Linked DNA regions of Mus musculus: region 1 is linked to region 2. The links are chromatin loops, found by intact Hi-C in ENCODE. Cell type or tissue: heart. All regions are shown on one strand. Each heading gives the region's core, and the rest is flanking DNA. Links, peaks and the distances in the headings are about the cores only.

The links. Peaks named below come from ENCODE experiments on the same cell type or tissue, not always from the same donor. Only the 100,000 strongest peaks of a DNase experiment are listed, where the experiment ranks them.
Region 1: a loop joins it to region 2, with 5 times the contacts of the local background. A loop is called at or near these places in 15 of 42 quality-filtered maps.

Annotation. Positions count from the first base shown.
Region 1 is chr10:50,878,856-50,884,242 of GRCm38, reverse strand. No RefSeq gene overlaps it. Among named protein-coding and RNA genes, the nearest start is that of A230054N11Rik, 13 kb to the left of the region's middle. In heart, for the core only: a CTCF peak has its summit at 2,537; no DNase peak of the experiment used is centred there.
Region 2 is chr10:51,402,966-51,408,352 of GRCm38, reverse strand. No RefSeq gene overlaps it. Among named protein-coding and RNA genes, the nearest start is that of Lilr4b, 75 kb to the left of the region's middle. In heart, for the core only: a CTCF peak has its summit at 2,992; no DNase peak of the experiment used is centred there.

The DNA of each region.
Region 1 (5,387 bases), core at 330-5,329, 520 kb after region 2:
AGCCTACCTATATGACAATTAAATTCCAATGCAGGGAGCAATACAACAAAGCTAGCAAGAGCAGATAATTATCAAACAACAGTTAAGTTCTGTGGGCAAGGAGAAGAGCAAGGTTGGGTTGAGATGTTTGGAGGGTAGATTTAGGAAGGGAAGCAATTTGGACCAACTTGAAGGAGGTAAAGTAGTTCATCAAAAGGATTATCAGGATAAAGGGACTATATGGACCCAAGGTTCTTTTTTTTTTTTTTTTCCTTTTTTTTTAATTAGATATTTCCTTTTATTTACATTTCAAAAGTTATCCCCTTTCCTGGTTTTCCCTCTGAAAACCCCCTATCCCCTCTCCCTTCCCCCTTCTCACCAACCCACCCACTCCAGCTTCCTGGTCCTGGCATTCCCCTACACTGGGGCATAGAGCCTTCACAGGACCAAGGGCCTCTCCTCCCACTGATGACTAACAAGGCCATCTTCTGTTACATATGCGGCTGGAGCCTTGGGTACTCTTTGGTTAGTGGTTTATGGATCCAAGGTTCTAAGCTGTGTGCATGAGGGTGTCTAGGATCTCAGTGAGTTACCAAGAAGGTAGATGCCTAGACTAGAAAGGTGAACATAGTTCAAAAAAAAAATACAGAAGAGGCAGGGCAAAGTGTGTGTGTGTGTGTGTGTGTGTGTGTGTTTTGTTTGTATCATCAAATAGGACCCTAGAAGGCATCATAAGTTTTCACTCAGATACAGAGAAGGACAGTTTGTAGGATCTTGGGCAGAAGGCTTGAAAGATCTAACTTGACTTCAACAGGATCTTTATGGTTCTTGTGTTGAGAACAGTTGGAAGGGACGTGAGGTTGGAGGTGGCTACTCCAGGAAAGAGCAGAGCTTCAGCCTCAAGGAGCAACTGCAGTGCTGAAAAGTGAGGAGAATCTGGCCATACTTGACAGGATACCCAACAGGGATTTCTAATGAACTATATAGATTTGTTGTTAGTGAGAAGGAAGTGAGAGCGTGTAATAAAGGTGGCCTAGGGCACCGGCGGAAAGCAAGAGGGGGGGGGGGAAGACATTCAATACAAAAGACATCTCAGCCTTTGGAGCAAACAATTTAATAGTAGTCATTAAAGTTTAATCTGAATATATGCTTTGGTCCAGCAAATGTTTAAAAAACTAATTCTTCAGTAACACACACAGGTACAGCTATGTAACTGGACCCTGATTCTCCTGTCTCTAAGTCTCAAGTATTGGGATCATAGACATATGTCACTGCACCTAACTTCAATGCTGTGTTAATGAAATATATTTAGCAAGATCGTTATATTTTAAAAATGAAAGTAGGATGGGGAGACTCCTTGCTGTTTTGTAAAGAGCTTTCTAGGAGGTCCTGTGTCCCTTACTCTGGGAAATATGGGCATCCTCTGGTTAGGGAGTGAGTGTGGTTGGCTAGGGTAAGGACAGGAGGTCTTAGGCCACTGAGCCCATTCAAATCTGGAAGGACCAGCTTACCTATTAAAGAGATGTTCCTCCAAAAAGTTTTTTTTTTCATAGCCTTACTCACAACTTGTGGATCCCTTTGTCCCTTTCTGCTTCTTGTAGCACAGAAAAGATTTACTACGCAGCTAGACTACCTCTGCCCTGGAGTTACTGACCTTTTGTGCTCTCATCTGTAAAATCAAAGGCAGTAGCTACTACTGTCAGAGAGGGCCTGTACTGGGTGTGCTTGTCAGTGGAAGGCCTCAGGGTGTCTGGGTTCTCAGGAAGGAGTGTGTCTATCCTACTCCAAGGCAGGGGATGCCATTTCGTAGGAATGCTGCAAACTATAATCTGAATGAATACATTTGGATAACTTCATGATATTATTTTTGCAGAGCAATCTAACAACCTTATAAATTATTGTGTGCTTTTTTTCCCCCTTTCAAATTCACGTGAGAATTTTGCGCCCACATTCTTTTAGGTTTCTCCTTTCCTTTTCTCAAATTTCACTCTAGTCTCCATCCCCAGTGGCGTTTGTTAGCAAGGGCAGGAAACAAGGACTCCACAGGAAGGCCAACAGAGTCAACTAACCTGGACCCTTGGTGGGGCGGTGCTCCCAAAGACTAAATTACAGACCAAAGCTAGGCCCCTGCACATAGGTAGCAGATGAGCAGTTGGTTTTCAACCAGAGCAGGGCAGGTGTGTGTGGGGTGGTGGTGGTGGTGGTGGTGGTGGTGGTGGTGGTGGTGGTGTCCTAGAGCCTGCTGTCTACTTGCCTGTCTATGGATCTCACACGGCTAAAAGGAAACCCTTGTCTGGCCTCAGTGGGAGAGGATGTGCCTAGTTCTGAAGCAACTTAATGTGTGTGTGTGTGTTGGGGTGGGGGTGGGGGAAGAGAGGGATGGGGCTGTTGGGGGTTGACACCCAGAGTGGAGCTTCCCCTTTAAGAGGAATTGGGGGAGGAGTTACATGAGGAGATATTGGGAGGAGAGGAAGGGCTGATATTGGGCTGAAAACAAACAAACAAACAAGTAAATAAATTTAATGAAAACAAAATGCAAAAAACAATGACAGTGCCAGCAGCACAAGCTTGCCACCTACAGGTGAACACGTTCATTACAAGGTTTTCCCTGTGACACCAGTGTGTGTGTGTGTGTGTGTGTGTGTGTGTGTGTGTGTGTGTATGTGGCCTCAAAACCCAACAAAGACAAAAACCAAACAAAACCAAAGGAACAAACAAACAGAAAACCTAAGCAATAACCCAAACAGTTCTTTACAAGTTTGCTTTCATTATTTCCCTAAGAACTGTATTAACTGGGATTTTGGGCAGCTTTTGTGTTATGAAAATTCCTTAAGTAGTTTATTTTAGTTTCCTGTTTAACCGATATATTTGGACTTTATAATACAATAGCATATTGTTGTACAGAGAGTAAACTTTATATTCTTTATCGCCCTGCATGGACCTGTATAGATGTAACTGCCTTTTATACACTTGAATGGTGCTGATCAGTGTTTTATATCTGAGCTTCACCTTACGTTGGCCTGAGCCCTGAACACACATTTGCTCACCTATTGTGGAAACAATATGATTACACAGACATAAATGCAGGAAAAACACCAATTCACATAAAAATAAATAAATTACATATTAAAAAGACTACTACCTATCATGCCCTGGACTAAATAAAATCTCATTTAATCTTCTTGACGAAGTTATGAACTAGGTACCACTAATGAAGATAAGAACTGTAGAAATGGGGGACAGAGAGAGACAGAGACAGAAAGAGAGACAGAGAGACAGAGAGAGAAGGGAGAGAGAGAGAGAGAGAGAGAGAGAGAGAGAGAGAGTCTTTTCTTAAATTATAAGGTCAGAGTTTGCCCTAGGCCAACCTGCCAAGCTTGCTGTCTACCCATTGTACATCCCAATAAGTAATGTCTTGTCTTTTCTTCTGTTTTAGAGTATTTGTTTTATTATCTATTTATACGTGTTTTTTTCTATGTGAATGTGCATCACATGCATATCTGTTGTCCTCAGAGGCCAGAAGAGGATGTTGGATTCCCTGAAACTGGAGTTACAGATAGTTTTGTGCTACCATCCAGTTTTTAGGAATTGAATACCAGTCTTCTGCAAAAGTAATTAATGCTTTAAGCCACTGAGCCATAACACTGTTGTGCCTTTTCTTATAGTCCCATTGGGAGTGGATCGAAGAATGCTGCCATTACCCCATTCACATGTCTATCCACATTTCCTTCTTGCTCAGGGCTTCAGATGCTAGTGGGACTCCAGCAATCACAGGTGTACCTTCCTTGGTGTCAGGGTTAGACAGACTTGAATATGAATTTTTACTGTCATTATTAGTTGTGAAGCCTTGGCCAAACTACATAATTTAATTAGGTTTTATTTCCACCATCTGCAAAATGGGAAGGATGCCCATTAGTATAGAAATTCGTTGAGTTAATGAATATAACAGAATATCTTGAAGTAGCAAGTATGTGAATTTGCATCTTTAATGTTGAGTCAGTGATGTAAATGATTGTTTGTCTGAAGGTTTCTAACCTTCATGAGTCTCATGGTAGTAACACATGCTCCTTCCCACCCAATATTGCTTCAGATATATTTTCTACTCTGTCGAGACACTGAACCTATCCAGACTTCTAAGAAAAGCTCGATTCCCTTCAGATCCTGACTGGGTTTTTCAATGGGAAATAGGAGAGATAAACGTTAGACTGTTTATTGCTTTGGGTTGTCCTCTTATTGTGGTGCTTTTGAGTGACCATGTTCTTTCTGGCCACAGCTATGATGGCTGCTTCTCACAACTCTTTGAATTTAAGGAACCCCTTCATTTCTTGACATATCAGTCCCAGAGCAAGACATTATTGTTGCTGGTCCTTGGGTGTTTTGTCATCCTTTGGTGAAACTTGCACCTCTTCTTTTCAAAAAGTATATTATATTATTATTTTATATTTTAAATTATATAATTTATTATACTTTTAATAATATGATGCGTGTGTTTGAATGTGTGCACTCACATGCCTCAGTGGACATATGGTGGCGAGAGAACAACTTTCTGAAGTTGGTGATTGTCATTCTACCATGGTATCCAGGGACTGAACTTAGGTCATCGGCTTTTACAACAAAAACTTCTACCAGCTGACCCATCTAACAGGTCCCTTGTTCTACTTCTGTATAGCGTTTTGTTTTGTCATTAAATCATTTTTAGTAACAAACTGTGTTTATGCATATGTGATTCTTCTGTAGTTTGTATAGAACAAGGTCCTTTTGGAAAGAAATAATCACATGGTAACCAATACCTTGGACCAAAGGAATGTAATCCATTTTAAGGGGGGAGTACCACTGAGGGATGGGCTAGAAGAGGCAGTGAGTGATGGATGGAGGAAGGCAGATGAAAATGTACTCTTTCTCTTATGCATCATGGCTAATTTTCCTCATGGCCTGATTGTCTAGATGACAATGTATATTCCCCGTATATTTTGAAAGACAAATGTCACTTTTGGACATCTTAGGAATTGAAATAAGTTCAATGACCTAGAATCTGAGTGACTCAGGTGGAGCATTTATTCTATGTTGCCTGCTTTCAGGTTCATGCCTGCCTCAGGTCTACTTATAGTTGACCCTATACTAAATTGGGACTGAAATCTCTCTTTGTGACTCTGTCTGTCTGTCTGTCTGTCTGTCTGTCTGTCTGTGTTTACAATAGAATAAAATAATTGCTCTCCATATACTCTTCACAGATACACCAGTTTACAACTCATATTACTGACTATGAGCTGAGACTGACCATTTGAGCAAAGCTTTGTTCTATTGTTCCCAGGCTCCGACCTGTGTGCTCTATCTCCACTCTGCAGAAGCATAGCCGTGTCTTTAGTTGTAGGAACTGGCTGGAATATAGATGTAGCAAAAGTAAATGG
Region 2 (5,387 bases), core at 103-5,102:
TAAATGGCACCTCATTAACGTAAAAAGCTTTTTCAAGGCTAAGAACACCATCAATAGGACAAAATGGCAGACTACAGAATGGGAAAATATCTTCACCGACCCTACATCTGAGAGAGGACTAATATTCAAACTATATAAAGAACTCAAGAAATTACACATCAACAAACCAGTTAATCCAATTTAAAAATAGGGTGCCAAGCTAAACAGAGAATTTTCAACACAGGAATTTCTAATGTTCAAGAGACACTTAAAGATATGTTCAACATCCTTAGTAATTAGGGAAATGCTAATCAAAATGAGTCTGAGATTCCATCTTATACCCATCAGAATGGATGAGATGAAAAACTCAATTAACAGCACATGCTGGTGAGGATGTGGAGCAAGGGAAACACTACTCCTTTGCTGGTGGGAGTGCAAACTACTACAATCACTTTGAAAATCAATTTGGTGGTTTCTCAGAAAATTGGGATTAGTTCTACGTCAATACCCAGCAATACCGTTCCTGGGCATATACCCAAAATATGACCAATTATACCACAGGGATACTTGCTCAACTATATTCGTAACAGTTCTATTCCTAATAGTCAGAAATTGGAAAAAATCTAGATGGCGTTCAAACTAAAGAATGGATAAAGAAAATGGGATTCTCTTTCTCTCTCTCTCTTTCTCTCTCTCTCTCTCTCCCCCCCCCCACACAAATGGAATACTAGTCAGCTATTAAAAACAAAGTCATCATGAAATATGCAAGCAAATAGATGGAAATTGACAATATCATCCTGAGTGAGGTAACATTCACTTCTCCAAAAAAAAAGCATATATGGTGTGTACTCACTTGTAAGTGTACATTGGTCATAAAGTATAGGATAACCATGCTGCAATCCAAGACCCAAAGAAACTGGATAATAAGGAGGGCCCAAAAGAGGATTTGTGACTCACTCAGAGGTGGACGGAGAGAGGGAACTGGGTAGAATAGGAAGTGAGAAGGGGTATGAGGATGGTGACCAGGTGTGGAGGAAGGGAGGGTGGGAGAAGGCTGAGAGTGAAAACTGGATATTGGGGCAGAGCATCTCTGGGACTAGCCAGAAGACGACTTTGATTCCCAGAACCCTCATAGTATCTCACAACTATTTGTAACTCCAGTTCTGGAATATTCAATGCCCTATTGTGGCCTTCATGCACCCATGTGATGCACAGACATACATTCAGTTAAAACATTCATACACTTCTTTTTAGGTTCTTATTTTTCTGCCTGCTGGGTCATATAGTTCTGAAAAGTAGCAGGCAAGCTATGTGGAGCACTTCTGAAAACATCATGAGCAGTTAGTAGGGAAAGGAACAGGACACTTATGGGTAAGATGCAATATTTTGCATTTTGAACAAAGATACATAGGAGAAGCAAATGAAGATAGCCAGAAGCATTTCTGCAGTCAGGACTCCTTAGTTTTCTGATACTTGGCAGTGTCTCATGTGTAAGAGTTCAGTTTAGAAAGCAGGTTTTATGTGGTACTGATTCTGGCTTTGTTTACATAAAAAATGGCAATCTTGTAGGAACATCTTTTGCTAGACTTTGGTACTGATTAGTTTACGAGCAAGGTCTGCCCTTAGCAAATGAGAACACACATACCAGATCATTAGGAATAGAGAAATTGGGGCTAGAGAGAGATGGCTCAGCAGCTTAGAACAATTATTAATATTGTAGTGGCCTAGGGTTTGATTTCCAGCATTCACATAGCAGTTCATAATTGCTTGTAACCACTACCAGGATATTTCATGCCCTCTTACAGCCTCTTCAGGTACCAGGAAATCAGGTGCTACACAAACACACATTCAGGCACAACACCCAAATGTATAAAATAAAATAAAATAAAATAAAATAAAATAAAATAAAATAAAATAAAAATTTTCAATGTCCTCTCTTTTAAAAGAGTATGGAGAAAAAAAGAAACAGTAATTAATAACAGGACATTCCTATCTTTATGTTGAGGAGATATCAAGAGTACTAAAATACTGAACCCCAGGGGCTGGCATCACTTGTACATCACTTGGGCTGTGTAAGGACCATCTTTCCTTTTATGTTCTGTTAGTCATTTGCAGATGCTCTCTGGACATTCCAAATATTAGTATTATGGGCTTTTTAACAGCATGTTATATTGCAGCTCTGTTGCTAACCGTGTTTCTTCTTCGGCAAGTAGTCTTAAAAAGTTAAATAATGAGCAAATGACTCTTTAGATACCAGCAATTCTGATGGAGTTCTCTTGAAAACCCTTCATCTATGGCCAGATTCCTGGGAAAGCTATTCACTGAGGATATCAGAGAAAGTATTAAAAGATCAAGCATTGCTCAGAAAAAGATGACAATCCGATTGTGACACAGATGGAATACATTCTAGAAATTAAGGTCCTCACACGCCAAAGATCTGAAAGTCATGTCTCTGATGCCTGGTGAAAGTGAGTTTCACACCTGTTTTATACTTCATATTTGGACTAAGTTATAAGCCATACTGCAGGTGAATGTACAATATAAGAGTTGTATTTTACTTTCACTTAGCTAATGCAGTCTCTGTAATAGTATTTTTTTAAAAAAATGTAGCAATGTTTTAGTTTGAGCCAATTTTTGTGTTATAAAATTTGATTTTCAGCAGATTAAATTTAGTAATAAAATGTTCTCTTTGTCAGAGGATAAAAAGGAAAGGCCTGAGGCAATGGTGTTTTTTTAATCACTAAATTTTTGAAATGCATTTGGTTTTAATAACCATAACCGCACATGGTAAAATATGACAAGTATATTTTTTGGCTGTTCACATTTTCATCTGTAAATAGGTTTGCAATTTAGCCAACAAATTTTCTTGTCAAGGAGTGGAGTATCAAAAAACATTAAAACATCTGTGTTTTCACAGAAAATAACATCACATTGCATGCAAATTCTTGAAAAGGAAAACGAAACAATCCTATATCTTCAACCAATGCTGAAGCTTCCGAAAAGCTCTTCCGTATCCTACCACTGTGTGGCGCTGCTTACGTTAATTACGTTGTGTGTGTGTCGCACCCTGTGTGTTTAAAAAGCTCGATGTTGAAAAGAGTAGCACGTATTTTAGTTTAGAATGACATCAAGTTCTGGAATCATTTAATGAATATGAGTTCTCTCTGTAGATTTAAATTCACAGCCTCATTTTCTCAAGCCTGATGAGCAAGAAATGATCACCCTGATGGGAACAGAGTTCAAATCAACTATATTGATAATAAATTTGGTTTTCTATACTGGTATGAATTTTGTACAGAAAAATGAAGAACAGAGATCCTTCAAATATCTAAAGCATACAATTGTCTCATTCCAGCTGTAATTCCTGTCTGACAACATCTGTGATAACAGGACTCCAGAAACTGATTGTTCTAGCTGGCTGACAGTGTAGAAGGAAGAAGTATGATTTCCTAGAAAAGAGCAGGAAATTGATATTCCTCCGAGTAGTGAAACTGTTACCTCCATTCTTCTGAAGCCACATGGTTTTTCAGCTACTTTTTTTTATAGCAAGACCTTCCTTATTTCCTAGATTTGGGCTCCCCATTATTGCCTGCTTGTTGTTAGCTTTACTCACCATAGTAGTACTTTGGATTTCACCTCAACCCACTGGCCCCCAAATTGGTAGATTTCTTGTGGTCTGTGATCAATTTCTAAAAAGAGAAAAAATCTGAGCCATCAATGGATTGATAGTCTTGGGTGGTGGCCCTGTTCTGGTCCATGCTGGTCCAGGCTCGGGGAACAGGAGAATTACTTTGCTTAGAGTAATACGAATCTCAGAATGCTAATCAATGCAAAACAGCTCAGCAAAAAGAAGCACAATTGAAGTGAAATGAATAAAAAGATGTAGCATTAGAATATTGTTGATAGTGCATTTCAATCCCTCCATGCTCAGTAACTTAAATCGCAGTATATATTTATGGATGTATAGTCTATTCAGATATTAGTGCTGTATGCATGCACAGTCTCCTGGGACTTGAACCTGAGTAGAACAGCAAAGGCAGGTAGATACACACACCAAGGGCTAGAATCAAGTGGCCTGGGCTCTCTGCTGGAGAAGCTTCAGAAGCTTCTGCACTCTATAAGCTCACTATATTCGTTATGTGAACTTGAACAGAGAAATGGGGTTACTACTAGATATAGCTGAATAAGTATACAGGGTTATTACATACAAATAAATATACAGGTAGAATTTATGGCATACCACTGGATCAGGGAGGAGTTATCACAGTAGGAGTCGTCTCTACAGTGGCAATCTTCAGGTCCTAAGTAAATCAGGGAGGGAAAATTTTGGTGGAGATTTTCTTGGTACACCCTGTCAAGATGCTCTTAGTCCACTGAGGAAGGATGTGCCATCCCTCTGAGCCTCCAGGATGGAGCCTTCCAATGGGTCAGAAGTGTTGGAGTCTTGGCATGGTACTGCAGTGCCATAGCAGTTGACACATAGCAGTGCTGGTGTCAACAACACACATGTATTCAGAATGTCAATCATTCAAAGCTTCCTACACTCCCTACTCCATCATCATTTTATGTTAGGAAATTTATTGTGGAAACACCTGAGCCTTTATCTCACCAGATTTGACTGTGTTTTAATACAAAAAGGAAGGGGGAAAAAAAACCAATTTCCACAGCTAAATAATCCCACAAGATTTTTTGATTTTTTAAAAAAAGTATTCTTTAGCACCAGTGGTTTGGTGTGCTTTAGAAAGCACACAGGCTCTAAGGATGGAATGACTTGTCTGTCTGCTTTAGAATCCTGAGACTTGGAGTTACCTTCCTCTGAAGATCAAATTCAAGAAAGATGGACAATTTAAAGGACCTGATAAGATTCTCTGACCCAAAAGACTTTCTCCACAGAAAGCACAGTGACTATGACTGGGTTCAGCCATATTGAGCTACTCCCTCTGGGGCGGCAAGTTTGCTTCTGCCCTTTCCGTGGCCTCTGTCACCTAGGTTCTGTGCATGCTCTCTCTGACCCCGAAGTGAATGAGAACTACCTACCTTCTAGAACTGGGATGGTCTAGATAGATGCTCCTCATCACTTTTTTTTTCCATTTTTTTATTAGGTATTTAGCTCATTTACATTTCCAATGCTATACCAAAAGTCCCCCATACCCACCCGCCCCCACTCCCCTACCCACCCACTCCCCCTTTTTGGCCCTGGCGTTCCCCTGTACTGGGGCATATAAAGTTTGCGTGTCCAATGGGCCTCTCTTTCCAGTGATGGCCGACTAGGCCATCTTTTGACACATATGCAGCTAGAGTCAAGAGCTCCGGGGTACTGGTTAGTTCATAATGTTGTTCCACCTATAGGGTTGCAGATCCCTTTAGCTCCTTGGGTACTTTCTCTAGCTCCTCCATTGGGAGCCCTG